Regions from separate parts of the Mus musculus genome. Here region 1 is linked to region 2. Evidence: chromatin loops called from intact Hi-C (ENCODE). Cell type or tissue: heart. All regions are shown on one strand. Each heading gives the region's core, and the rest is flanking DNA. Links, peaks and the distances in the headings are about the cores only.

What was found. A loop is a pair of places that touch in the nucleus more often than their neighbours do. Peaks named below come from ENCODE experiments on the same cell type or tissue, not always from the same donor. Only the 100,000 strongest peaks of a DNase experiment are listed, where the experiment ranks them.
Region 1: it touches region 2 in a loop (2.2-fold over the local background); 2 of 42 quality-filtered maps call a loop at or near these places.

What each region holds. Positions count from the first base shown.
Region 1 is chr8:26,841,700-26,856,794 of GRCm38, forward strand. No RefSeq gene overlaps it. Among named protein-coding and RNA genes, the nearest start is that of 2310008N11Rik, 25 kb to the left of the region's middle. In heart, for the core only: no CTCF peak of the experiment used is centred there; DNase peaks (open chromatin) are centred at 3,992, 6,632, 7,352, 7,562 and 1 weaker place; H3K27ac peaks cover 2,272 bases; H3K27me3 peaks cover 1,024 bases.
Region 2 is chr8:26,681,290-26,696,384 of GRCm38, forward strand. All of the region lies in intron 2 of Gm32098 (a long non-coding RNA gene), which reads right to left. Among named protein-coding and RNA genes, the nearest start is that of Gm32098, 9.8 kb to the right of the region's middle. In heart, for the core only: CTCF peaks have their summits at 6,005 (motif pointing right) and 7,996; no DNase peak of the experiment used is centred there; H3K27me3 peaks cover 185 bases.

The sequences.
Region 1 (15,095 bases), core at 3,530-11,529, 160 kb after region 2:
TTTGGTTTTGGGGTTTTGGTTTGGTTTTGGGGGTGTTTTGCTTTCATCCACACACCCTCGTGTACCCCATTTCTTCATATGTCCCCCAGTTGCCCAGTCTACTGGACCCACTGAGACATGAATGGATCAGGAAACCCTACTGTGTTCTTCTCTCTTGCCTGAAAGAAATGGAGAAGGGAAGCAGATGTCAGAACAAAGGAATGAAATATACGTAAAAAAAGGAACCCTCTGTCTCTGCCTCAGGCCTTAAGACTACCATCCACTCTGCCATAATCCTTCGTGGCATTTGCCCGTGGCATTTGCCAGCTCCTCCTGAATCCAGTTGTTGCCCTGGAACAGGCTGTTACCAGTTCAGCAGTAACGGTAAAACCAAACACCTATAATGTGATCCACTTCCCTTTAACCACTTCAGACATCTCAACAGGTTATACTTGCAGCCAGAAAGCCTCTACTTCCCAAGATGCCTTTCCGTCTACCAAGGACCACCCAGTTCCTGTCTCCCTGAGCCAGGTAGGGATGGAAGAGCAAGCATCCAAGCAGCTTCACCCTAGGACTTTCCACCGAGGCCACCTTCCCAGAAATAAGCCTGTGGTGGTAAAGAAAGGGTTGGGGGAGGGGACACAGAATTTTTACTCAGAGAAAGCTATAGTTCAAATCTTAGCCTGATCATGTACTCGCTGTCTGCTTGCTGAAGGCTAGTTTCTGTAACAGCTGTAAAGACTAAAACTGATCATGGTTAGCAAGACCCAGCTTTGAGACTAACAGATAAATATCAGCTGCTGGGCCAGCAAGATTGCTCTGTGGATAAAGGTACTAGCCACCCAGCCTGAAGACCCGAGTTTGATCCCTGGGATCCACAGAGTAGATGGAGAGAACTCTAGCAAGTTGTTCTCCAACAACCACACATACGCATGCCATATGCACACACACACACACACCACAAATAGATGAATAAAATTCAAACTAAGACCAGTGAGATAGCTCAGCTGGTAAAGGCACTTGCCACCACGTCTGATGAGCTAGCTCTGTCTCTGATACTCACCTAATGAGAGGCTTAAGCCAACTCTTGCAAGTTGTTCTCTGACCCCCATGCAAGGGCTCTCGTGCATAAGTAAGTGTGATTTTTAATTGTTTAAATAAGTAGACAAGGGGGCTGGAGAGATGGCTCAGCAGTTAAGAGCACTGACTGCTCTTCCAAAGGTCTCGAGTTCAAATCCCAGCAACCACATGGTGGCTCACAACCATCCATAATGAGATCTGACACCCTCTTCTGGTGTGTCTGAAGACAGCTACAGTGTACTTACATATAATAAATAAATAAACCTTTAAAAAAATAAGTAGACAAAAAGAAAAAAAATGTATCCACTCCTGCATTCTTCTCACCATCTGCTACAACAGGCAACCAATCAACAGGGCCATATTCATTGGATGCCAATTAAATTGCCCAATATGGTGGGTGTTCAAAGAATAGGCATCAACAAGCCAAGGTCACTACCTTGGGGGAAGGTTCTAGGATGATGGAGATGATGTGGAAAAAATAAATAAATAAGAAAATGCTAAACAGAAACGAACATCAGTATTATTATAAGAAAGCAACTTGTACTTGGCCAGGCTGGGGCTCAGCAGCTTCAAACGACTGCTTACTGGCTCTGTGATCTTGACCCCTGTCAGTCTTGGTTTTGTTTGTTTGTTTGTTTTTTACATTGGGAAAAGGAGAAAAATATTACCTCTCTCATGGATCTGTGGCCAAATTATAATAAATGGCCATCATGTAATGTGGAGGCTATTTCTACCTCATAGAGGTGGGCTACAGATTAAACACATTAATATATATGTGTGTGTGTGTATATATATATATATAAAACCAAGCAGAGCTATATAAATGTTAGCTATTATTGCCTTGGAGAATATAGGCTTCCTGAAGGAAGGACTTGGGGCTGCCTTTACATGCAGTGACACGTTCCCAGAAGAACAGGTGCTGCCCCCACGGTTATCAATATTAGCTGAGTGGGTTAATGAACGAGCTGACACTGAGCAGGAGCAAAAGCCGTTCCAAGAAAGCTTCCTGTAAGAGGTGACATAATGGGTAAATAGGGTTCGTGCTGAGAAGGGGAAGACCCAGGCATGCAGAAGAAATAGGACTGGGGTGGGGGTGGGGGGGTTCCAGGCAAGAAAGAGCATTGAGTGGGACCTGAAACCTTGGGCAGTCCAGGACATGTCAACTAAAACCTGCCAGAGGCAGACTTTCAATCTCCTTCATTTTTCAGTAGCTGATCTTAGTGTGACCAAACACAACCTGGGAAACCTACCCAAGAGACACGAGAGCGTTTGACAAAAACAACCTCTATCAGCCCCTCCCAAAGCCTCCAAGTCGCTGGGCATGATCCAAGCCACAGCACCAAAAATATCATTTTCCCATGAGCCTTCCACCTCTAGAGAATGTCCCATCATCACATGGGTCCCTACCCCATCTGCCTGCAAGACTCCCAGCCCACTCAAGAGTCAGGCAACCATGCCAGTGCCAGTGAACTCTGACCCCATCGATCCCAGCAGGGGCTGGGGGAAGCATTTACAGCTTCAAAGATCCTGGTAAATGTTAGCCAGCAACCTCCTCCCAACCGCCACCTCCCACCTCTTTACCCTCCAGGCCACCAGGGGTCAGAGGCTGGGGTCACACCTGGCCAGGGCCCCCAAATTCCACGGCCTGTCATCCCTTCAGAGTCTGCCCACTGGCTCTTGCTATATACTTTCCCATCCCCAGATGTGGACCCAGAGGCTGGAGAAGAGCTGGCCCGCAGAAACAAGACCCCTGAAAGGGATCCCTTTGGGAATAGGTTCCAGTTCTCACCCTGGAAGAAACGGGGTAGAGACGTTTTCCTGGACCATCAATCCTGCAGGTTTCAGTGACCTTTCCCTGACCCACCCCTGGCCTGCTAAAGGCAGGAAGGCCAGTTAACTTTTACCAGCCTCCCTTGGAGTAGCATGCTAATAGGAGCCCAGAGGGAGTGAGGTTCACAGAAGTGTCACAACCCAAGCAGCACTCAGCCAGGCCACCTCCACCCACCGAGCCACGCCCAAGCTGCAGGCCAACTACCCACTCCTTTCATGCCAGTCACAGGGAGTATAAGGAGCAGGGCTCTGGGCCTACAAAAGCAACAAAGGCGCACATGCCCCGGAGGATTTGCCACCACAGAGGGCATTTGCTTCAGTCCCACCTAGTCTTCAATTTCCTCTGTAGATGGCTTTCAGGATGTCAGGGCCTCACTGCCACTGCCACCACTACCACCGCCACGACAGCCACCACCAACACCACCCCTGGCACAGGCAGAGTCTAGCCTACCATTTTAAGACGAGCATTGGTAATCACTGCTTGACAGGGCAAAGAGTGGAACCAACCGGGGCAGTAGCTCTGCACTGTGGCCAGCCACCTGTGGGGGCCATTACTCAGCCTATGCGGTGAAATGGGCACTGCTTACGCACTCCTCTTCCACCCAGCTCTGGGCTAAGTCTCCCCCACGGGTTCCTCTCTGAGGGGATGAGGCCTAGGTGACTCTAGCAGGCTAAAGGCCAGAGCCTGGATGGTGGACCTCCCAGTGGGGTGCTGTATGACCTGGGAAGCTTAGCCTGTCTGTGCCTTGGTTTCCACCTAGCAAAACAAATCGAGAGGGAAGGCTTTGGTTTTTTGTTGGTAGTTAGTGGTGGTTATTTTTTTTTTAAGCTTCCTTCCTGTTCTCCATTCTAACTCCAGGTTCCCATTGCTTCTGGGTTCTTCACACCACCACCACCACCACCACCACCCGTCCTTGGTTACCCCCCCCCCACCCCATTCTTCAGCTCCCACCACATGCAGAATTTTATAGTCAGGGGATTATCTGGCCTAATCCCTTTATTTAAAGAGCAAGGTCGCTGGAATCCGAGACATGACTTAGCTTGGTGACCTTGGCCCAGATGCCTCAGGCAGAACCAGGCCTGCAGTGAAAGCCCTCTTGGCACTTGGTTCCTTAGGTTTTGCCAGCTCCAGCTGAGTGCCCAGATAACTTCACCTCCTCCTCATAAGGAACACACCAAATTTCTTCCTCTCTTTCCAGGCCTCCCTCACCACCTCCTCCTCTACTAAAATAAAGCTCAGTCATTCCCGTGCAACAGGTACCAGGCCCACCCACCTCTGAAAGCTCCCTCCCACCCCACCCCTACACAAATCCTTTACACTTTCCAGCCTCCCCAATGCTTTCCTCCCCACACCCCTCCTGGCCTGGCTTGGCTCCGCCCTCTCCCTGCTACAGTCTGCTTCTGCCTGCTCACCTAAGCCTTTCCTTCCACTCAAGAACACATCAACGACCTCACTGCTTCTACACAAGCTAGACACTGCCGTGGGCCCCGGTGGTCATAGAACCTAGCAGCCTGAGGCAGAATTCTGGCCCCATCTGCCTCCCGCCATGGAGCCAAAGCGAGCTACTTCACTTCATTGCGCTGCTGGTTCTTGCTCTGGTGAAGGACTCCATCTTGAGCTCCATCCACAGCCAGCCTCTGTGAACACATGAGATTACTAACACAACACAGTGTGCAAGTGTGTGTGTGTGTGTGTGTGTGTGTGTGTGTGTGTGTGTGTATGTGTGTGTATGTGTGTGTGGTCCCCCTGAATATATTCTTTCCCTTTAGACTTTAAGTTTCTCTGAATTGAGTGCAACAATGTGTTTCTTAGTTCCTTCTAAGTTTGTTAGTGTTGTGGTGAAAGGGATATTGAAAAAGGAGATGAGTTCAAGGCCAGCCTGGTCTACAAAGTGAGTTCCAGGACAGCTGGGGGCTACACAGAGAAACCCTGTCTCAAAAAAAAAAAAAAAAAAGGAAAGGAAAGGAAAGGAAAGGAAAAGAAAAGAAAAGAAAAGAAAAGAAAAGAAAAGAAAAGAAGAGAAAAGAAAAAGGAGATGGAGACGTGCCTAAGAACTCAGTGTCAAGAACACCTGAGCACTGGGAAGGCGCAGCTTGTGACCTGCAAGCCTGCACTGCTGCCTGTGGACTGTGGGATAGCGCATTCCTTCCCTGCGCAGATTCCACACCCCAAGAGCTCCTGCCTACCGCCCACCCTCTCGTCACCAGTGAATCCTTTAAACTGTTGGTTCACCTGCTCTGCTCCATGCCTAGCTCAGACCCTGCCCCTGCAGACAAAAGGCTCCTGCATGATTGATGATGACAGTGACCTGCCACTGACCCCCCCTGCTCAACCTGGGTCCTGCTGCTACCCACGGGGCCCTCTGGTCAGCAGCCTCCACGATTTGAAATGCCGATGCTTGAGTCGCTGCTGGGTTTCCTCATCTTGCCAAATAGAATCATATGGAGAGGTTTGAGTTGGGTAATGGGAACGTTCTCCGCCCAGCGTTGTTACATTGTAACTACTCTGCAAAGGATATGACTGGAGAGGATAGCTTTGTGAAGGCAGAGGTTATACACAAGGACCAATCCGACTAGACTTTACTTCCTTACAGCGATGCTTCCCCCAAATGATGGCATACAAGCATGCTTCCCCACTACCATCCTGCCCACAGCTTTCTATTTAGCTCCACCCTTGCCCAGAGCTTCTCTAGCTGTCTCTTTAGGGCAGGCCAGATCCCTGGAGCTGACGCCTCCTCCTCAGCGCTTATTGTCATTGGTTACTTGGGGTATTTGCTGACTGTGCTCTCGCTCTCCTTGCAGAAGGATCTGTCTCCGCTAAACCACCAAGCATCCCCATGCCATAACTTTAAAGCCATTTATTTACTTCCATTTATTTGCCAAGCCCTCAAAAAAATAAAAAATAAAAATAAATAAAATATAAAAACCTGGTTGAAGTGACTTCCTGCAATCAAATCCTGGTGCCCGGATGGAGTTCACAGTGACCACCATTTGAACAGCCTCTCTGGCCCCTTGCTGCCATTTTAAACAGTGATGCTGCAGGTTCTGAAACCTGCACCAGGGAGTAGACTAGAAAACAACAAGAATCACGAACCGTGACAGCATCCTCTTGCCGCTGTTTCTGCTTATACTGGGTAAACGGTACTGGAAAAGAAAGGGTGTGTGTTCAAGAAAGCAGAAAATAGAGGGGTGCAGTATTTAACAAGAAGGGAGGTCTGGCCTACCAAAATCCCATCCCTGTCTTGTGCCAGGAGCCATCTCCAAGAGTCTCTCTCTCTCTCTCTCTCTCTCTCTCTCTCTCTCTCTCTCTTCCTCTTCCCCTCTCCCATATCCCCTCCCTACTTTCTTGTCCTTTCCCCCTCTCCCTTTGTTTTCCTGTGCCTCCCCAGCTGCGGAGGACTTTAATGACATCAGAAATGAGAATGGGGTAAGATCCATAAGAGCCCAGGAGAAATGAAAATTGTAAACCCAGGCAAGAATGTTGCGTGGCACGGAGCTTTGAGTCCAACCTGGACTACAAAGGAAGACCTTGCCTAAAAAGTAAGGGGAAGAGGAAGGAGAGAAAAAAAAAAACTATAAAGCAGAAATAAGGCAACCCTGCTCAAGAACATCTAAGAACATTCCACAAACAGCTGGCCTTGGGAAGGCGATGGGGCGGAGGGGGATTTCCCAGGCTTTGATTCCAGAGCGCCCGTGGGACAAGAAAAGTTCCCCTGAACAAGCCCCATAGACTTAAATACATCTGTACTCCGTTCCTCATCCTGAAGGCTGGCATCCTGCCTCTGGCAAAGGGGTGCTGCGGGCAGAGGGATGAAGAGAAGAGTTTAAGAACTAAAACATGGACCCAACGCTAGACGGGCTCCTCTTTTCTCCCTTGAGCAAAATGAGCTGAGGGAGATGGAGGGGGGAAGGGGAGCATGGTCCAAGCCTACTGAGTCGCTGAGTGAAATTACAGGGCCCTGCGAGGGATGATTAACAGCCCGCATGGTTTTCTGCTTCAGAGCCATTACTCACTGCAAACCTGGGGCTTCTCCGTTACATAGCCCGGCACAGGCCGACCATTTTTTCCATTGACTGAAAACACATTCTGACTGAAAACAAACTTTGGATCCCCGAGGCTTGGCAGGCCCTGGGTCCTTCTCCATATTTAATCAACGGGAAGCTAAACACTTTCAATCTACGATGGCTCATTTGGACGGGGTCTCGGGGCTTTTTGCTCCGTGCCAGATATAATAACTCTCCTCTCTCTTTTCTAAGGCCTATTTTATAATTTTGCTGTTTTTCAATGTCAAGCCCATCTTTTGAAGAATTTTTATTGGATTTCCTGCTAGACTTCAACAAGGATTTTTCTTGCTTTGGCAGAAATATCAAGCAGAAGAGGGGAAAAACTCAATCATCGTCTTGGAAAAGTCGGGATGGTGCGTGCGCGCTTGCGCGTGGGGGCGGGGAGTGGGGGAGGGTGAGAGAGAGAGAGACCTTTGTCTGTTTGCACACAAACAGGTTTCTAGAAGGCTGGAGTTCTCACTGCCAGCTTCCAGGGCCCCTCTAAGTCGATAAGGTACTGTGAGAGTGATGGATGGGTGCACATAGCAAGTTGGAGCTGGGCATGGAGACTCTGGAGTGTGGCCGCCAGCCAGAGGGAAGGTGCAGCTCTAGGAGATCTGGGTGCGAGCTATGACACCCCTGGACGTGCCTGTTTATAGAAATCACCATGGGAACACCGAAGGATGGGGAGGCATTCTCCACTCGGGAGACAGCAAGCCAACTCTTCCAAGATAGTAGAACCCAAGACTGGGTGGGGAGGCACGGCCCAGAGGCGGCCATTCACCACGCTGTCTGCTCCCAGCTTGCGGGCAGCAGCAGAGGTTTTGCTTTTTCTTTATAAAGATAATTCCCCTGGGGAAGCAGCTTGCCAGTGAGTGACAGCTTTTGTTTGCTCATGTTTTCCTCTCCTCCCAGAGTCAACTCTCAGAATATACCAGAATGTTCCTTCACACTCCACTTTTTCCTTTCCATGTTTTCGGGGGGGTGGAGGGAGGTGGAGGGGAGGATGGGAGCAATTTTCACAGAGTATCATCCAGAAAAAAGCAGTTTGTTTTTGTCCCTTAGTGAGTCGGCGGGACAAAAAAAAACCCTCGATGCGTCTTTTTCTGTTCCTGTTTACATTTTACTTTTTTGACCTCTTAGGCTAAGAAGTCTGAGCCGCTATTAACGTCCCAGTTTAGAGAGCATTGTCCCCTGTTTTCCTGTCTCTGTATTCCCACAGCAATCGTCTGAGAGAGACGGGGCATATATTGGGATCACTGTCTAAGAGATGTGCAAACAAGAGTCACAAACCAAGTGACCTGCTGGAACCTTGCAAGTGGGGATTCAGATAGGAATCAGAGAGAGCAGCTTGCTTTCTTGGCTGTCCTAAAGACTGAACCCACAGTCTCACCTTTTGCGAGGTATATACTTGCTATTACGCTATGCCATCCCCACCCATTCTTACTTTGGTCTCACTAAGTTGTCCCGGCTGGCTTTGAACCTGTCTCGTAGCCCCTCATAAGACTTGAACCTAATAAGATTCTCCTGCCTCAGCCTTCTGAGTAGCTGGGATTATGGGTCGGTACCACCAGGGCACTTGTGTCTAATGAGCTACATACAAAACACAGGGGAGTACCCTGATATTCATTTAATAAAAGCATCCCCTTTCCTCCTTTGCTGGGGAAAGCTTCCTGAACAAATTATCTAAACCAACTAAACACACTGAAGGCAGAAATATCATAGCTTCCCACACATGTCCGCTAATTGCAGAGCAGTTTTATTGCAGGCTTAATAGAAGGCTTCCAGGGCATCTAAGCCACCTCTTCCTCTACTAAGAGAAAAGGACATCTAGAAGCCAGGTAATGCAAATCACTTGGAGAATACTCAGCCAGGCCCCAGTCCTGCGCTAGAATATTGTAGGATGCTACAGGAGGGAAGGATGCTGCCCTTGCTCTGGAGGCATGCACAGCCAAGCTGAGGAGGTAGAGCAAATAGATGTAGGAGCCTAGAACTGTGCAGAGCTTAGAGCTCATTCATCTAAGTCCCCCATTTACCAGTGAGCTAGGACAGATGGAGGATCAAGGAACCAAGAGGAGGAATGGGAAGTAAGTGTTCGGGGACCACAGCTGTCAGAGAAAACAGAAGCCAGCGGGGATGCTCTCTAAGAAAACAAAGCTTGCTCTCGACCTTGAAGTGCATGCAGGATCAAATGAATCAGTAAAGGGGGAAGCTTGATTCCCATGTGCCTGTGCCTCTGCAAGGAGGCCAGAGCACAGGACCAGGAGGAGACAGGGGACGGAGCCGGATGGAGCTAGGTCATGAGGGTCACAAGCACCGGAAGAATGGCAAGGCCAGAGTTCAGTACACTAGGAACAATTAAGCCCTCTTCCTACAGTTTCTTCCAGATCCATGCCTATCCCCACCTTCACAAAAGCCTAGGTACCGATTTGTACCTAGCTTTGAATCTAGTGAAGGAGAGATCATGCAGAGTTCTTCGGGACTAGCATCATCTAGTCATCTCGACTCCCCTTGGCCTCTTCTGTCATTTCTGCAGGCACCCTGCATCTTCACTATGCTTTCAACGTGGCCATCCGGGAAGTGTAAGGCAAGGACTGATTTCACTGAGCGAAAGAGGAAAGGGCGAAGCATCGAGGGAGGGGTCTTGAGATGCTCTTGAGAAATGATGTGCAGAGCTCCTGTTCTCCAGTCACCAGGGAGACAAGCTGAAGGGCCTGACGGCCAAAGGAGCGTTCCCCAAGCCCCTGACCAGCTAAGGCTCGGGTACCTTCATCCTTCTAGGCTTCTGTTCACACCGTGGCTCACCTTGCGAATCATGTCCTATAACCATGAATGTCTCCCTGCTCCCTTAACCAAGACTAGGAGAAGGACACATCAGATCTCCTGACCCACAGTCTCAGGGCACGGATTTGGCAACTGTTAACAACCAATACTGTGAGTGTTCACCAAAGTGTCATTGTTGCTCTGCCTCCAAATAAAAGCACTTCTGAAACATAAAGATGCCTTTGTCCCCAGCCCCCACCCCACCCTGCAACTCCATCAGCAACACACACTGCATCTTCCTTCCTCCTCTATAGAATGCTCCTACTACCACGTAGGACCCTAGGCTCTTCAAGCCTACCGCACTCATCCTGACCTACTTTCCTAATGGAAGAAAGACTGGACCCAATAGCCTTTTCTCACTGAAAGACTCCAGGGATCGAAGCTTCCTACCCAACTAGACAGCCTTTACATACATCCTCGCCCCACCATCCACTCTCTACCAATCATCTCTCCACTCCTCCATCTCCATCCATTCCCACCCAGCCGTCCAACCGCCTGTCCTTCCCCGCCCTGCCAATCCCTTCAACCCCGGGTTTTCACAGCCTCCCAGGGCCGTCCCCTTCCTTCCTTCCTTCCTTTCCTTGTACAATCTCTCTTTGTTCTCAGCGCGGCCTCCATTTTCTCCTCTCTCTCCTCGGCTGCTCGAGGTTAAGAACATGCCATGGTATTCCATAAATTACTTGGCAAGCGTGGGTGACAAGAACAGAGTGTAATTCAGATTAAAGTCGCCCTCCAGCTGAAATGATAGTTTATTAAATAAACGGCAATGCTGCCCATCAACTTGGCTGGCAACTGGCCTCTTGTATTAATCTTCCTCGGGTGATTTAGAATCCACCTGGGTCCTCTGAGAAGATTCTCCCATCATTTCCTTCCCATCTCTCTGGATCAGGCGGCTGGGCCTGGTGCAGTTGACAAATTCCCCAAGTAATCCCTCAAAAGATTGGAGAACGCTCGGAACGCTCCATTAAATTTATTCTCCATGCTTTAAGAGACCCAAACTATGTCCAATAAATAAGTGTCCCTGTGATTTACTGAAATGCTCCTCTGATTTAAAGTTATAGGGGGGAAATATAGAGCCCCTGGGAGCCCAGGACCAGCCTTGCAAGTGAGACCAGATGTGAGATTTCTGTCCAGGGAGGGGAGAAGAAGGGGGAAAAAACCCAGCCCAACTGGTGGAGGTTTGAATGTGACAGTGTCTGAACCCTGGTTCTCAGCTTTAACATAAAAGGTCCCCAGTTGAGCATTCTTTCTCACAAAATTTATTGTAGTTGTAGTTAGAGGGGGAACCATCAAAAGAGTAATTCTGGCCCTTGTTTTGCACAGCTCTTTTGATAAATATGATACTTAGAAATATGCCTCCCACTAGACAGGAAAGCCATATAGTTAAAATGAAGTAATATGTCAGTAAACTCACTAGAATCAAAGCCAAAATGAAACCTGTAAAAGGAGAAGGGGAAAAAGACTCCACTTAGAAATGCTCGCTCGACCGAGCTGAGGAGAAGGTAGAGATTAAGAGCTGTCCTTTATTCGGATATTTTTATCTGCAGAGTTAAAAGTGGAGATTTATTTTTAAAGGGGGCTATTTATGTTCCGATCTTCAACAGATGGGTCTGTGTTCCTGCCTCTCTCACACAGCCCCGGCTCGGCAGAAACAGCTTCTCCAGGCGGCTCAAACTTACCCAAATGAAGGAGAAATTAGAACTGGGGGAAGTCAGTGGAACCTTGGGAGCTAGTTTTTGAGTATTGGATATGCTAGCTACAGGGGTTGAGGTGCAACCAAAAAAGAAAAAAAAGAAAAAAACAATTGCCTCTGTATGTATGTATGTATGTATGTATGTATGTATGTGTGTGTGTGTGTGTGTGTATGCCTGTGTGTGTGCACGTGTGTGTGTGTGCACGTGTGTGTGTGTGTGTGTGTGTGTGTGTGTGCATGTGCTTGTGCCTGCATGCACGCGCAAGCGCATGCACACACATGTTGCTTCCTAAAGAGCTGGCAAATAGGTGCCATCAATGGTGGATGTCCACTGTCATCCATGGTTTGGATATGGAATGCCCTCCGAAAGGCTCCTGTCTTAAAGGCTTAGTCTCCCGTGCAGTATCATTCAGAAGTTGGACAACCCAAAAGGTGATTCGATCATTAAGGAGCTCTCGACACAGTGACAGCTCAGCCTGTGCTGAGTGGGCTATAGATGGTAGGGCTTTCTGGAGGAAGCAGGTCACAGAAGGTATGCCTCTGAAAGGTAGGTATCTTCTTTTTGGTCTCTCTGTCTTCTTGGAGCTCTTTCCAAGCTGCCATGAGATGAGCAGCTAAGCTCTATGGCATGTCCTCTCCCATGCTGCTCTACCTCACCGCAGCCTAAAAGCCATGGTACTCACAGCCCGGACTAAAGCTCTAAAACTGGCAAAATGGACTCGTGTCCCCCTCAGATGTTTTGCCACACCAATAAAGAATGAGTGACAACTTCAAATAGAACTCACTTCTCAATGAGTCCCTGCCATACATGAATGGCCAACTTAGAAAATACCTCTCGTGTGATTAGGGAAAGAGCATATTTGGAGTTAGTCTCTTGGAGAAATTACCAGCCCTCCCCCAGATGTTTCTTACTCTTCTCCGTAACTATGCCACAGGAGAACAAACTCCCTGGTTCCATCAGTAACTGGACAAGATGTTTCAGAAGCACAGGCCTCAAAGCCTTCAAGAAAGGCCTGGATATCCCAGGACACCCCTCACTCTCTGTCACCAGGCACTGGCCTGGGGCGCTTCCCTAGGACCATTCCCTAGCAACCCTTTCCCCTGGTCTGTCTGCTTCTCAGGCACTCCCTCCTTCCTGTCCCCAGAACAACACCTTACAGAATGAGAGGGTTTCCTGTCTTCCATGCCCTGCTCAGGAGGAGGAAGATCTATCTGCTCTTCATCTGTAGCATAGTTACCTCCCCATCTCCACCCCCTCCTGGGATGAATACAAAAAGACTGAGACTCACTGAGTTGCAAGTTGCCCTACTCAGCTTCCTCCCAATTTGTTCTGTAATGAAATTCCCCTTAAGTAAGTTTAGGAAAGGGAAGAGATAAATGAAAGGTAATATAGCACAAAGGTCTTAAGCCTCAGGTGACTCAGGGGGTGACTCTGGCTCTGTCACCAGTCATGTATGTGGCCTGAAACCAATGGAATCACCACCAGAGACTCAATGACCTCATCTCTGTGATTAAGGGTCAGACAGGGCGACCTCCTGACACTCTGAGGTGGTTCCCCTCCCCCCGCCGTGCTCCCTCCCCTCCTCCACCTCAACAAGCTAGTCTGGACAGAGCTGGAGGGTGTGGAACTTGAGCGGCACCTGTGTTTACACTGTACAATCTGCAGTTTACTGTAATAAAATCATTTAATACAGTCATAATTTTTTTGGCAAGGGGTTGTGTTTATGGTGAGCGAGACAGAAAGCGAATGATTGACTCGAGCTGATTAAAACGATAAATCAAAAACAAAAGAGGGAGGACACGGAGAACACAAAGCCACCAGCAAATCCAATTTAAGACAAGTTTTGTGACTTTGAGGGAATGAGTCTGTCTGATGGTGTGCCAGCCTGAGAGGTGGGGGCCCAGGGCAGAGGACGTGAAGGGACGGGATCCAATAGCTCTGCTCAATGCGGCTTATCCTCTCAGAGAGAGAAATGAGGAAATGGCTAGACAAGAATTCATTTCCTTGGGCCCCAATCTTCAAAAAAGGATTTAGAAGGAGATCTTGGGAATAAGCCCTCAGAATTAATGTGTATGTGCTTGCACTTGTTCATATACATCTGCATCTAGCCTGAAGACACAAGCTAGAGTCATCTGAAAGGAGGGAACCTTAGCTGAAAGAATGCCCCTACCAGACTGGCTGGTGGGCAAACCTCAGTGAAATTTCCTTGATCATTGATTGGGAGGGGTAGGCAGCCTACCGTGGACGGGACCCCGCCTAAGCAGATGGTCTTGACTTGTAGAAGAATAGAGTTTGAGGAAGCCACAAGGAGCAAACCAGTAGGCAGTGTTCCTCTGCCTCATTTCCTGCCCTGGCTTTCCCCAGTGGGGAGTGCGCTCTGAGAGCTTTAAGCTGAAACAAAGCCTTTCTGCACCCAGTTTCTCTTGGTCATTGTGTATCTGAAACTCGATGGCTAACAACGGTTATCCAAGCTCTCAGATCTTCCACCCTTGCAAATGTTGTGCTTCCACAGCCTGCTACATGCTAGACTCTGTAAGGCAGAAAGGTTATCCAAATAGTTCACCATCCAATGACGCCTGAATGCTTGTTCTGGCTTAAGAACCATCTCAGGCTCCAGAGAGAGAACTGTGAGAAGAGAATCTGTGACATTGTAAGACGAGGGTTTTTGTCGCTTTTACATTTTTGTGAATTAAGTACCGTGTTTCCCTCCAAAAGAAGGCCCTAAGTCAGTGGTTCTCAACCATCCTAATTCACCCTTTAATACAGCCACTCAGGTTGTGGTGACCCCAAACCAAAATATTATTATCGTTGCTACTTCATAACCATATTTTCTAATGTTATGAAGTATAATGTAAATACCTGTGTTTTCTGATGGTCTTCGGTGACCCCTGTGAAAAGGTCATCTGAAGAGGTTGAGAACTGCTGCCCTAAGTAAAGACTTCTTTATGCACCTGTGTGATCCGTGCTGTAAACTCTAAAAGGGCTCAGGAAGGTTCATAGTGGTCACTCTGAGCTACCTATGTGCTACTAGGATTTATTTACCTGCTGTGAGCTACACATCTTCATTCCGGTTGGTCTCAGTTCAGAGGGAACAATAGCCCCCCTTCTGTGACAGTGGCCTTGGGCTACTTCTAACCACCCTCTCTTCCACTGACAATTCAAGATTCTTCTTATCCTCCTCCATTGCACTTTTACTGGTCTAGGTGGTCTGGTTGAATAGTCCAGATCTACATCTCTGACCAATGCACCATCCCAGGCTGTGACTTATCTATCCGTTTGACACCTGCAACTGTACTTGCCCAGAAACACCTGAGCAAGAATCTCATTCTTCCATATCCCCTACTGTGCACCAGTGCTCTTACTTGTTCTGGTGACCTAATTCCATGACATCTGAAAGACTGTAGACTTCTACTCCAGCTTTCTCAATGCTTTGTTTAGGGAATCCAAAGCAGCCAAAGCTAGAGTTAAGTGGGATGTCTACTTGGTTTCCTGATTGAAGCCCTCTACCCTAAGCAGTAACCTTCAACCTCGTGCAACCTTTAACTATACACTGGGCTGGTGGAAAAGTCCCCAAATAGATTATAGCAGCTGATGGGGATCAGGGTAACAGGTAGTGGTTGCCTAAAGGGTAGCATAAAGTCATTG
Region 2 (15,095 bases), core at 2,482-10,481:
CTGAGCCAACTCCTCCCCTTCTGGTCTGCTGGCTAACTACCAGGAGGTGTTGAGTAGTTCAGCACTGTGTTACAATCCATCTTCTCCTTCTCGCCGTGGTTTTTTGCCTCATAGCTGGTAAGAGGGCTCCCTACTTTGGGTGGATCCTATTGACTCTTGACTTGGACATGCAATCTGCTTTGATCTAGATTGGACAATTTGTTTCCACTTGTGATTTTTGTACTTTAGTCCACTGGTCCCAGGAGGAGACCCACAAAACCCGAAGTTGGGTCAGCTTACCCACAGCCCAAACCATCTGATTGATCTGCAAGGCAGTGAGAAGGGATGGTTGCTCTTTTCACTCATTATGGGTACTTGCTGTGGTACAGCACTTTGAGGACAATGGCTAACAGACTCAAGGACCCTCAGCCATCTCTTAAGACATACAACACAGGATTTTACCTTCCTATAGATGAGACAGCTTCAAAGAGTTCATTTTCCAGAAGTCTCGCAGTGGGGAAAAGAACAGTAGCAAGCAGACCCTGGATACCCAGAGAGAGAAGGGCCTGTGGTAAGGAAATCTTTCTTTCATACTTCTAGCTTCAATACTTCATACATGACTCACAGAGAGCCAGAATCTAGTTGTGTGACGTATCCCATCCCCCACGCATTCAGGGGCTTGGATTTTGTGTGTGTATACAGTGGACCCTGGTATATCTTCCTCCACATAGAGGACCCTAAATGCCTGTGTGTCCTTTGACTAGAAACTCTTGCCAATGGGTCCTATTGCACCAAGGCCACACCTGCCTGCCCCTCAACGTGACCCACCTAAGGGTTGAGACAGGGCAGAACCAAAAAGACAAAGGAGCTCAAGTCACAACCCCCAGTTTTTACTTGCTGTGAGTCCCCTGGCCAGTCCCTGCTCTGGTTTGTGTGGGGTTGCAATTAAGATTTCAAAATGATTTTATTGTAGAAGACCAGAGTGGGCACTCTACAACAGAGACAGGATTCCCAGGAAAGCAGACCAGAAGGTCCCTTCTACCTACATCTGATGAGCTAGAGAGCCTTTGATTGGAGGGGAAGGCACACAGGTAAGGGCGGGAGGCAATCTTCAGAGAAACCCAGGGCAGCTCTTCAGGACACCAGGGCTCCTAAGGTTATGCCTGGGTTCAATGTCTCAGTATTTTCAGCTCAGCTTCCACATATAAAAGGTCAAGGGGAAACCCATGCCAGGGATACCACACACCCCAAAAGCTCTCTCCTTCCTATTTTTTAAAGAGTAACAAAAATGGTCTCAAAAGAAAGGCAAGAGAGGAGTAAGGTGTGTAAGGGCAAGACAGACAGAGACCAATATGGGAGGAGATGAGCAGACGAAAGACGTGTCACTCAAACAAGACAATCACAGCTGGAGAAACCAGACTCTGCCACAGGAGGAGGAGACGGAAATGGCATGGGGTCCCTCAGAAGGGCTGTGATCTCACAACCATATAAACTGGATGCTTGAGACCCCTAACAAGCTAACACTTGAAGTCTCCAGTGTGGCTGTGTTAAGAGATGGTGTCTCTACAGAAGTAATTAAAGAAAAATGAGATTGTGAGAGTGAAGGCTGGTGTGAACATATTCGACGTCTCCTCAGAGACACCAGAGTGCTCTCTCGCTCTCCTATGTGGGTACACAACGATAAGGTAGCTGGAAGATGTCCCTCAAGAAAACAGATTTTTCCAGAGCCTTGCTCTTGTGCATCCAGGTTCCAAAACTATTAAGAAATTAATTTCTGTTAAATCGATGGCATCTTTGCCTTTTCTTTAAACCATCTCAAGACCTGGCTCCAAAGCATCTTGTGCCCTCTCTCTCTCTCCCTCCCTCCCTCTCTCTCTCTCTCTCTCTCTCTCTCTCTCTCTCTCTCTCTCTCTCTCTCTGTGTGTGTGTGTGTGTGTGTGTGTGTGTGTTTAAATGGAGTTACCCTAGTGCAGCCTATATAGCAAGCCAACTGGAGGAAGCTTCTTGAACAGTACCCACTTGGTTTCTCTCTGCTCCTCTCAGAAGCCACAGTGTCAGGTGTGGGATACTGCCCCTCAAGTCATTTGTCAGGGGCAACCCTGAGACCCGCCACAACAATACAGGCCATTTCCACTTTACTTTGTCACCTACCAGAACTTGATGGTAAGAGCCTCTTGCTGAAGTCACCACAGGCTTTGGTCACAGGACGTGAATGAGGAAACCAAGTTGGTACTGTGCAGAAAGCCCTTCTATCTCTTGGCTAGCTTTCATAGCACTAGAGGGTTCTATGCAGTCTGCTGATGGAAAAAGGGGCTCACCTCTTATCTGCTTATGAACCCTGTGAAGTAAAACAATAACGGGAATTTCCATAGAGTAGTAGCATGGATTTTATGGGTGTAACCAACCACTTTCTGGTTGAATTTAAGGCTTTATCCACCAAAAGAGATGCATACCTGGTATGGTACATCTGGCCAAGGACACATAATTGGGGGTCTCATAGGTCCCATGGGTAGACTCATAGCATCAGTCTGTTATTCTACTAAGTGGACATAGCATTAGACTGCCCTTGAAATTTGTGACTATACCAATAGGTTACTTTCGAGATCAGAGAAGTTTCCTTATGAAGTGGACAGTGGTCAACACAGAAACTTACAGCTGACCCAATTGCAGGGACTCCGTGAGTATGAGGATCAGTGTGGTGAACTCAGTCTGTATCACCCCCATAGATCCTGAAACAGAGCCTGTATCAAGGCTCTGGAGCCAGTTCAAAAGAGGAGTGGAAACGTGCAGAAGCCACGGGGTGGAGAACACTAGAAAGAGAGTTTTAGACCCAATACAACGTCTGCACTCATGAACTCAGGGCTGTTGTGGTTGCCTACACAAAGTCAAGCTAGTCAACATCCGAGCACAGAGGTAGGAAGGAGGGGTCTGTGAGGCCCCACCCAAAGCAGGTATTAACACTTGATGGCTTCTAGGAGAAGGAGAGCCAGTTTTCTTTCAGAGTGAGGCCCTGGTGGCTAGCCATGCTCCAGTGAATGGAAGACAGGAAGTCAGGAGAGGATAAGGGCCTGAGAAGGTGTATCTGGGAGGAGCTAGAGGAGGGCATGGGAAGATGATCAAAGAATATTGTATGGAATTGTCAAAGAATTAACAAAAATGATGTATTAAAAAATAACTGGTTCCTTCAGACATTTGAGTATCTTACATTGATGGGCCTTGAAGATCTCCTTCAGGTCCCCCAAGAACTACTTAGGGTGGCATTTCCCAACCTGTGGTTTGAGACCCTTTGGGGTCAGACAACCCTTCCACAGAGGTCTTATATCAGATACCCTGCATATCAGATATTTACATTGTTCATAACAATAGCAAAATGACAGTTACGAAGAAGCAAGGAAATAATTTTATGGTTGAAGGTCACAGAAATGTGAGGAACTGTAATAAAGGGTCGCAGCCTTAGGGACTTTCAGAAATGACAAGATTTTCTTTTTCCAGTTTTGGATGACATAGGCAGAGGAAGCCACTGAGAGTCAGGATGGGGTCTCTGTAGGAGAACAGAGGGCTTGTTGTGAGAAGATTGCAACCAGTCAGAAGATCAGGCAGCCAGCACCTTGTAGAGCAAGGATCATATCAGAAAAAACATCCCAAAGAAGAAAGGCAGAAAAAGATCAACATTGCTCAAATGGCCAGAAATCTACCTGTAGGCCCTTGGTCTAGTTTCCCTGTGGTCTAGTAGCTACCCTCAACACAGAATGTTTCTTTCTTCGTGCAGGGTACAAAATGTATTTGGAGATCTCAATCACTGGGGCCCTCCTTCCCCCACAAAACATAGATTACTATTTTGTGTTTTGATTTATACAGTAGATTTTCTAATGACTGACACATAATTGAATGTTTTAAGCCAAAGTGTATCAACTCTGTCCCTAAAGCAGATCCAGCCTACTGTGGATTTTTATGTGGCCTGTGAGCTAAAAATAGTTTTTACATTTTTAAGTAGTTGGGGAAATCAAAAGAAGAATGACCTTTGTGACACATGAAAATGACGTGAAGTTCACACTTCAGCAATCGGAAATAAAGATTCATTAGAATATAGCCTGGCTGGCATATGCAGGAATTGGCTGTGGTTGCTAACACACAATCACACCATACCTGAGTACCTGTGGCAGAGACTGTCAGACCACAAAGGCATAAAGTTCTCTCTCTCTCTCTCTCTCTCTCTCTCTCTCTCTCTCTCTCTCTCTCTCTCTTTCTCTTTCACCATTTACAGAATTTACAGAAAACATTTGTTGACCCTGGTTCTGAAGATACTAGAACAGTTGCTCAGAGCTGGGCATGGTTACACATACCTGCAATCCTAGCACTCGGGAGTCTGATGTAGGAAGATACTTAGCTCAAAGCCAACTCAGGCTATAATAGTGAAACCTTGTCTTAGAGATGGACACAGAGAGAGAGACAGAGAGAGAGAGAGAGAGAGACAGAAAGAGACAGAGAGAGAGAGACTAGGAAAAACAGACACAGAGACAGACACACAGAGACAGACAGACAGACAGACAGACAAACAGACAGACATTCAATATAAACCCATAAATATACCTTCCCCAAGGTCTTCTCTAATTCCAGGTTGCTTTGGCTTTGGGGTTCTATTAAAATGAGATATCCCTGTGTTTATCAGTCACTCCCATCCACAGTGATGAGGTTAGTTGAGGTTTGGCTCCATGCCTAATTGGGTGGCAAAACCATCTCTATGTTCAGACTCCACCACTGTAGCAGTAGAAATAAGCCCTTCATTCTGTTCAGGGAGTAGAGAGGTCCCGGACCATCACTTACTAGGGCAGAAGCTGTCAAGTGAAATGAGTGGCAGGTTTCTGCTGAGCCTCTGTTTTAGAGATTTAACAGAAGCAACAGAACATGAGTGGAGGCCAGGCCCATCTAATTCCACATCATAGCCAACAGTTACCGCCTGTTTAAGTATCTCTCTGAGCTTCTGTGTAAAACGAAAGCAATACCTGTCTCTTAGAGTCAGGGTGTCAAGACTGGCTTGAGATGATACACTTTAACGGTGTGCCCTGCCTGGTAGATGTCGCCTGTCCTCAGATGGTGGTCATGATTATAGCCACTGGGACAGATAGAAGAGGCTGGCCACTTGTGAGCTAGGTAGGCTTAGGTCATCACCTGCCACTCTGGGCTGCTGCAGTTCCTTCATTGGTGAAATGTACGAGAGGAGAAACCTACTCTAAAGGTTTTCTATGAGGATTCAATGAAGTAGCAAGAACCATCGATGGTGGCCCTGGAGTGTTCCTCAATAGTGACACATTAGCAAGCAAGTGAGGAGAATGCAAAGATGAACCAAGAAGACTCAATATGTCTGAACACCACTGGGGAGTCGGGGGAGGCATCTGGGGCCAGTGCACATTTGAAGGTGTTTCCTGAAAACCCCACACCTTCCAGAGGAGTGTGCTGGCCTTTTGTGTCTCTTCTATCTCCTTTCTGCCCATGTCACAAGGTGCTGGGACACTTGCAACTTAGGTCTAGAGTGCCCTTGTCATCTGCTCATATAAATGATGCCATCCTTACTAGTAAGCTAAAACAAAGGTGCCAAGTGGCAGGGTTAGCACCAAGAGTTCAAGCACAAGTGTTTTCTATGAGAGGTCAAAGTTCACCTCATATGGGCACCTGGGCTAATAGCTATGGATTAAGGGAGACCACACAATCAATTTTGCTGGCTTTTTTCATTCCTGGTAAGCTTCCTACTCCTTGTGCTCTTTGATTGTAAAAGCATTCCTCTTCTGCTTTGGGGAATTCAAATTCCTTTGCATCTGCGTTCACACCCCAGAGCAGTGTGGTACTCCTTTTATTTCTGCTAAGTGCTTCCCAAGGAAGGGCCATCTCTGAACAATAGCCTAAGTCATCTTTGGGCATGTATGGCATTGGTTGTTTTGGTGTTTGTTTGTATTTCCTCTTTTGAAGATGGCTTTTTTGTTTTCTTGTTTTCTATTTTTGAAAGTGGCTTGGTTGCATTCTGCTGCTGGGCCAGAAGGGGGAGGCTGAGGGAAGAGGATTCCTGTATATGGAGGGAGGAGAAACTTGGAAAAGGAGGAGGGAGGAATAAGGGGATCTGGGGAAGAGTGAGGAGAGGGGAGGACTGAATGAAGCAGATTCCTAAGAATCTGTGAGGAAATCAGCTTGGGGGAGAGCAATGAGGAGGGGGAAGGTAGTGAGGGTAGAAGAGTTGGGGGATACATAGAAAGAAAGGGAGGAGTGGGGGAAGGAGATGGGGAGGAGGGGAGGAATGGGGGAGGGGGAGGAAAGGGGGGGAAAGGGGAGGAGTGGGAAAGAGAAGTGAGGGGAAAGAGGAGTGGGGGAAGGGGATGGAAAGGAGGGAGAGGAGGGGGAGAAGGGAGGGGAGGAGTGGAAGGAGAGGAGTGAGGGGAAAAGGGAGGAGTGGGAGGAGGGGAGGAGTGGGAGGAGGGGGAAGAGTAGGGGGAGGGGAGGAGTGGAGGAGAGTCACTGAGAGAAATGGGGAAGTTAGGAAGACAGGGGAAGAGGAGGGTATGAAATCTAAATAATTATAATAAAATAATAATTGCAGCCATCCCTTTCCTGTGCTCCATGCTCTACATACATAGCGGCACTTAATCTTCACAACAACTCCAGGAGGTAGGTATTAATATCCCCATTTTTCAGATGAGGAAGTCAAAATGCCAGGAACAAAAAGCCTTCAAACTTTCAATTTGTGCACTAATTTCCAGGCAGCCGGTTTGCCAGGCTCTCCCCAGTCATTTCATAAGTAAATACTGGCAGCCTGGATTTTTTTTTTTTTAATTTTTAATGTTCACTATTCCAAGCTGCGGGTCAGTAACAGAATACGTGGGAAGTCTTTAGAAACAGCAATGAGAGCTTTGGAAATGGCACCACTGAAAACCACTGCTTCCACACTGGGCTTCATTCAGAGTTCAAGGCTGTACATTTTTCTCCCACACAAATTCAACAGAACGAGAAACCACAGGAATTGAGTGTTTTCCAGGTCTGATCTGGGGAGTCTGAACTTTCAGAAACAAGCACCAGGAGAAATATATTTGAAACTACTTCTCTAAACAAAACAAAACAAAACAAAACAAAACAAAACAAAACAAAACAAAACCCCGTAACCTCTCAGCTTCCAGGCTTCTGGGTCTTTGAACAGCTTGGGACTTTTAGCATACACCACATCGCTGGTGGCAGTGAGCAAAGAGTCAACAGTATAGACATTGTGGTCAAGTTCCTGATGGGACTTAGACTTGTTAGAATCTTCCAATTCAGGCACTTGTTTTTATCCAGATCAGGTATCACGACCAAACACCTCCAGCCCTGTTCCTCCACAAACTCCACAGATGGCTTCTAAGCTCTGGGAGTGTCCAAATCCCTGTATCTCTGTTACCAGACTGCGTGTGCTCCCCGTATATACCCTACAGGGCTTTCTATAAAGTAAGTATCCTGAAGGAATAGATAAATGAACTGCACAGTCTGTCTTGCTCTACGCTTAAGGTTTGAGGTTTTACGGGGGGGGGGGGGATGCGTATCCTTTTCCCCCACTGTATTTCAATTGAATTTGTCAAGAGCCTCTGTGTTGTATTTTTCCAACATGAATCACTGATGATCTAACAAATTAATTACCCATCCATCCTGCCCTGTTTGAGTGAGGTCATGGGAGAATGGATGGGTTCTGCTGACCTCCTCTGGACTGGAATGTCACAGCCCCCATTTAAGGACTCAAGTTCAATACCAAAATTGCCAGTTTAGGTTAGAATCAGACCTAAATGTATCTTATTATACACAGAGGCGCACAAATGCAATATGTCATCTTTAATGGTTCAGAACAGAGCCTAAAAAAATAGTGTCCTAGCCCAGATGAGTTTTATAGCCTTTGATATATGGCTTTCATTATTAACAATAATTTCTGTAACTGCATCCAAATTCGGGAGGACACATGATGAATATTAATTGTATTTTTTTATTTATTTTCTGCTCCCACTGGCTCCCTCTAGGGCAGACCTGCAGCCCCAGTGTCTTGGTCAGCCCTGAGATCTTACATTGTCCTGTGTGGGATTCTCATGATTCTGGGCACAGCCTACTTCTGCTTCTAAGAGTATCATGCACTGAATTTTTTTTTCTTTTTCACTGGAGAACAGGGCCTCTACTCACTGGGTTTTCTTAGCTCCTTTTATTTTACAAAGATTCCCCCCTCACACACCCTTTGTCATTATATTAAAATCTAATTGCAAGACGACTCTCCTCACCTAAGTCATCAACAAAGACCAATTATTTCTAATGCATGCAGAAGCAGGGGACGTGTGGAACAATAAAAAGGCATGCGGTAACCTAAGCCTTTTTCACAGTCAGGCTTCAAGTTCACATGTGAATTTATGCCAGTTTTGACATTAGCCGAAAAAATTAACAGTTCTCAAAAATGAAACTCTCACAAAAGGGGTTTTGTGTTTCAAGCAGAATAAATTATAGTGTGATGTTATTAAAACACTTAGTTGTTAAGTTGCCAAGAAAATCCAGTATATTCACACAGACTCGAGGACCTGTCTCCATGCAAAGTAATTAAATTAGATTTATGGGCTGCATTACATCAGTGTTTGATAGTTCATTTTTCCTTTCTTCATATTTTGCCCTGCTTTATTAGAGCATGTGACAGATGGTAAAAATAGTGTGAAGTTTCTTGGCCCTGTGCTAAATCCCCTTTCGGTTGTATATCTCTCTCCTGTCAGCTCTCCCCAGCGATGATAAATTAACCTCTCTCTTTGTATCCCAAGTGTGGCAGTAAAGCTCTCTTTTGACACAGCACTATCACTTCATCTTAATCTGTGCTGTTTCGAGGAGAGAGGAAGATGTTGCAATCGCTACCACGAGTTTAAAGAGAAGATTTATTGTGTCAGAAAAAGGGAGGATGATTAATATAATATGCATCATTATATTTTTCATTTCGTCTCATTTGTTGCCTTCTAGTTCGCAGGGGTGGGCCACCTTCCAGATTGGCATTAGCCTCCAGCCCTGCCTAGTGGGCTGAGCCTGGGGCTAGCAGGAAGAAGGTGACCATCTCCCTTCTACCCTTACCACACCACTGTGGAAGAAGTCCGGGTTTTCTCTCTGGTGACTGGAGCCAGCTTCTTGCCTTTACCAAAGATCAGCAGCACCTGGGTTGACTGACCCAAGCCTGCCTTGTAAGCAGGGGACATAAATAAGGTTGCAAGCTATTGTTTGAGGTGCACCACAAAACTAAACAAGAGGTGAGGTCATCAAAGTCCCCGGAGACACCGCTGGCAGGAACAGAAGAAACGGTGTCATAGGAATGTCTGAGCAAGGAGAAACATATTGTTATGATTATTTCTCTTATTTATAATAAAGCTAAAGTCTCTTTGAGCTGCTCCTTGGCTGTGAATTGCTTACATCTGTAAACTGACTTTATTTATTCTGCTCAAAAGGCTTTCATTAAATATCACATACTTGACAGATACCATGCATGCAAAAGATGAATTGAAAAATCTCTCCTGCTCTAGACTGTGGATACCCATTGGCCTACTACAGAGCCTGTCTCACTTTCCCACCTCCTGGCACTCAGGGTACCAGATAGGGAGTCAACCCAAGGAGAAATCCCTACAACAGGAAGGTTCTTCAATCACAGAGACCAGAAGCATTGCTGATTCTATGAGCATAACTAGAAATGTGATGGGAAAATAGTCAAAGCACAATGAGTGACCACAATCCAGTCTTTCTGATGGAAAAACCTAGATTGTTCAGAATTTGCTGCAAATGAGGTAACCGTATTCCAGACAATTGAAGTATCTTCATCCGATACTAGAAGGACCAAAGAGCAGCCCTGACCTACATATTCTTACCTACTCACCCACTGCTTCCCATCTCACCCCTCTAGGGTGCCATCTGCCCTCTCACCCAAGAAGGGCATGACACCTGTGTTTGTAGTCTGGGCTGTACTTTGTGGCCTTAGTTGGTAATTGATGGGACCGGACATGTGCTCATCAGGATTTTTTTTCTACTGGTAATACGAAACAGAGGGAGAAAAGCAGCTAATGGGCAGGAAAGAGAATGAGCGAATTCAAGACATGAGATGGCTACAAAATGCTGTAAGAACACAAAACGGGGATGCTATGGCAGAGGCAGATGTGAAAGACTGAAGACAAAAGATGCAATAAGGACTTCCTGGGCCCCGATGCAGTCTTCCATACACTCCTGTTCTTAGGACCCACCTTGGGTCTTTCAAATAAACCACCCTTCATTGCTTTGGTTTTTACGATTTTTTTAAATGATGTGCCTACGTGGGCTGTGTGCACATGAATGCAGATGCCTGTGGAAGCCAGAAGAGGTCGTCGGATCAACCAGCGCTAGAGGTACAGGCAATTGGGAGCCATCCCTGGTGGGTGCCAGGAACCAGACGCAGACCTCTGCAAGAGCAATAGTCACTCTTCACACTGAGCTACTGCACCGGCCACACATTTTGTTCTTCAAGCAACCTCTCTATTTTCTGTTTCTTGTAGCTTAGTCTTGGAGCACCTCTGTTTCCTACAAGTCCTTAGCACCATTCTTCTCTTCCACCCAAACTGATTTCTTTTGCATCACACAACCATGCCTTGGATGGGCCTATATTCTCAATGTCCCTTTACCCCAAATGTTCTCTCTCTCTTTCCCAGGATCAACACTGCCTGTCTTGGGTGCCTCCTGGAAATTGCTCCAGCCTTTGCTAATTATCTCTCCCTTGGGTTTCTCTTAAATAATCTATAAAACAGCATTTAACAACTAATTGTATTCTGTAATGTATGTTGTATTATGATACTAACCTTGTCTCCCCTGCTCAAACAAAAACCTGTGAGTTTGTGAAGGGCAGCAATGAGCCTAGCATTGTCAGTGCTAACACCTGAGGCAGGGGATGCATCCCTCAGATGGATTCCTGCATCTAGTGCTGCTGAGAAGAAGGAGATAAAAAAGCAGGAAAGCTGTAGTTTAGATAGAGCCAGAAGTGTCCTCTGCCTCTTGCTTCTCCTCTGTACTATAGAGTTTTCCTCTCTGAAGTGAACAGGGTATATGACCCCATGTTCAGCAGGATGACAGAGCAAAAACACTGCCCTGGGACACGAGAACTGTGGTTCCATTTACAAGACGATCAAATTTATGACTGCCAGAAAGGAAAAAAAATTAGGGTCCTCTAGCAGCGATCTGGGGTGATATGTCTCAACCCAAACTTTGGATGAACTAAGCATGATTTCAACTTAATTTCGGAAATCTAAATATATGGAATGCATTAGCTGATTTTATTTTTGGCAGCAGACTTAACCATTCTAATCATGTTTTGCTCCAGCGAATTTTAAAATTAGTTTGCATTTCCTAAGCACACATCAGCTGAGGGCTAGGAGGAGGAGAAGCGAGGGGGGATGCTAGAACACTTGGTGGAGATTAAAACTTTCTTGGCAGATGCTTCATCAAATGGATAATCCACATAAGGTATATGGAAGCTGACTCGAGTTGAGGTCTTGGGCCTGGAAGGATGTGATTGGAAAATGAGTGTTGTTCCACCGACTCATGTAATAATAAAGTGTTGAGCTGAGGTAGAAGGAAGGTGCCACTGACTGCCTGCATTTCTTCTGGAAAAAGCTCTTGGCTAGATACAAATCCACATTTTCTGCATGGTGGTAAGTGACCTCTACTTATTTGCAGACTTGATTAATATGTCATTCTTCCTAATGAAGTGGCATTATTACGTGAATAAAAAAAATCTGCTCCTTCTGAGAACTTGGTGCTCTTTCCCAGCCTCGTCCCTGTCTCTAAGTCTCAAGATGGATGACATAGGTCAAAAGACTTTTCCGAAGACTGGCAATAGTGATTGCCTTCTGTAGGATTGTCTACTGTGTACTAGAAACCTTATGTTTTAGACAGGACAGCCTTAGAACGATCCTGAACGTCCAGTTGACTAGTTCCCCCTACCTCCCGTTGTATATCTGAGAACACTGAGTCAGGATGCAGTCACATTGTGCTGCTTAAGCCAGTGCTCACCTGAAGTACTATGACTCAAGAAATATAGCCTTTGGCCTGGGCAATGGGACAGTGAGGCTTCAGTCACAAGTCCCCTTTAGGGGTAGGGGAAGGACTTAAAGAAAGACAAAAGGAGCATGTTACCCAGGCCCCCAGGATTCTTGTGCCTCTTGATAGGAGCACAGCTCTTTGGTATCTAACAAAGAGTAAAGGATTCCAGGAATCCATAGAACTTGTGACTGAGAGTAGCTTCTGGAGTTGTTCTAACCCAGGTTTGAAGGCAAAGAAACAACACACCAGCTAACACTCGATGTTCCCTGTCATAAGCTTCCACCGTTATGGACAACCTTCATACCACTCAGAACCAATGGTAGGGAGAAGGCATGAGAGGCTAAGATGCTCAGAGCAACCTCATCACAGGAAACACAGAAGAGCCTAGAAAGGAATTCTATATGATTATCCCAACATTAAGTTAAAGACAATCTTTAAAAGATATGGGTAGTGGTCTGAAAGTCATCTCTGTTGGTCACCTCTCATCTCTGGGACAAACATGAGCCACCCAAAGAAGGAACAGTGTTTGACACATGCTTGCAGTCCATGGCTACCCCATTGTTTTGGACCTGATATGAGGCAAGGGCATTGTGACAGAGGACAGGAGGAGCTCATCTCATGACAGCCAGGAAGCAGAGAGCAGAGCAGAGAAAGAAATGGATATACACAGGTCCCAAGACATGACCCACTTCCTCCAAATGAGTCATGCCTCTGGACTTTTCTGTAATTCCCCAATAATACTATCAAATTATCCATTTATCATTAATTTGTCCCCTCTATGGATTAGAGCCTTCATCACTTGCTCACCTCTCAATGATTAGGCCCAATAATTAGGACACAAAGCCTTCAAACTCTTCTGAACCAGAAAATTGTCTTTATGAAAGTCAGGGTTTCTATTGTTGAGGTAAAGCATGACCAAAAGCAACGTGGGTAGGAAAGGTTTATTTCATCTTATAGCTTGTAGTCTATCACCCAAGAAAGTCAGACAGGGACAGAAGCTCAAGGTAGGAATCTGGAGGCAGGAACTGAAGCAGAGGCTATGGAGGCACACGATTTATTGGCTTTCTCATCATGGTTTGCTCAGCCTACTTTCCTATAGCACCCAGGGCCACCAACCCATCCACACTGGTCATCAATCAAGAAAATACACAGATTGACCCACAGGCTAGTAAGGTTCAGGCATATTCCTGAGGTTCCCCCTTTCCAGATGGCTCTAGCTAGTGTCGAGTCGACATAGCACTAGCCAGCACAGTAACAAAACACCTAAAATTATCAATTTAATGAAGGAAAAGGTTTGTTTCTTGCCAGTTATGCTTTCAGTGGTTTCTATTGATGGTTGCTGGGCCCTGTCACCTCTAGGCCTACAGTGACACACAGTACAACATGGTGGGGAATGCTTGGCAAAATAAACTACCCTGCTCATCAGGAAGGGAGAGAGACAGAGAGAAATATCCCAGGATCCCCAAATTATAGGAACATTCTCCCACATATCTATTTCTTCCCACAAGGCCCCAGTGATAAGAAGTTCCATCTCCTCCCAACTGTTCCAGTCTAGGAATCAAGTTTTAACTACATGGCCCTTTCAGGGACATTTCAGATCCAAACTATAGGACTTGAGGTATCAGTCAAAGTTTTGCAGAGAAACAGGACCACTAAGGGAAGATAGATAGATAGGTAGATAGATAGATAGATAGATAGATAGATAGATAGATAGATAGATAGATAGATAGATAGATAGAGAGGGGGGGTTATTGAATTGGCTCAAACTACTGAGAAGGATAAATGGATCATCTAAAACCCTAAGCAGGCAGCAGGGGACTTGGGTAGAAAGTGCTCCTGCTGTCTTGAGACAGAACTTCGATTTTCTAGGAACCCTCACTGTTTTCTCTGTGGTCCATTCACATGACAGAGTACAACTTTCACATTAGGCTAAATGATTATAGGTGATAACCACATCTACAAAATACTGGTGCAGCAACACCTAGGTTAGTGTTTAACCAAATTGCTAGGTACTACGGCCTGGCCAAGTTGACATACAATGAGCCATAACAGTGGGATTTCCCTAATACGACTATTTTCGCCATGTTCTCTTCCAATAACTATATATTTTGCATAGTTGTAAAAACTGTATTACAAGAATTTACTACTTTTATTACACGTATAACACATGTTCATTATAGAAAAATTTGTATACATAAAAATTTGCTGTTCTAATTTCATATATAATTTGTAAACCCTTTCTCATGTTTATAAGGCTGTCTCCTCCAGGGGATTATAGACATAAGCGCCTTCATCTTTGGTTCATCCATATCAATGGTTATGATGCCTGGCACTTACCAGGTGTTCATACATATTGTTCAAGAGAAATGGATTTTGCTGCCTAGTGCCAGCATTTATTATTTGTAATAACTGCATAATCGTCTGAGTTGTCTGTTAAAATTATCATAGCACATTACCTATTATTAAACATTTAGATGGTTCTCAAATGTGCTTCTGTGGGTTTTAGTCCCCGCCCCTAAAATAAATCTCATTTCTAGTAACTTCTGGATTATATGCATATTTCTTCTACTTGAATCATTAAAAAAACTTATTTATATGTGTTTTTCTTGAGGGTGTTTTGATCTTAAATAATCAGAGTGATTAGTCAAAACACTAATTAATTTAGGAACAGTATAGGTCTTACAGTGATTGGCAGATCCATTGAGCCTTATAAGAATATCACAGTCACGTAGTTTCTTTGAAGCAGCCCCAAACAAAGGCTGAGCTTTGACTAGCATGTGTCTTAGTCATTGTTCTGTTGCTGTGAGGAGACACCATGACCACAGTAACTCTTATAAAGAGAAGCATTTCATGTGGGCTTGCTTACAGTCTCAGAGGTTTAGTACATTGTCCTCATAGCAGGGAAACATGGCAGCAACCGAGAGCCTTATGTCTGGGGATCTGCAGGCAGCAGCAAGAGAGAGACTCTGGGCTTGGCCTGAGCTTCTAAAACCTCAAAACCCACGCCAGGGACACGTTCTCTCCAACAATGTCACTCCTCC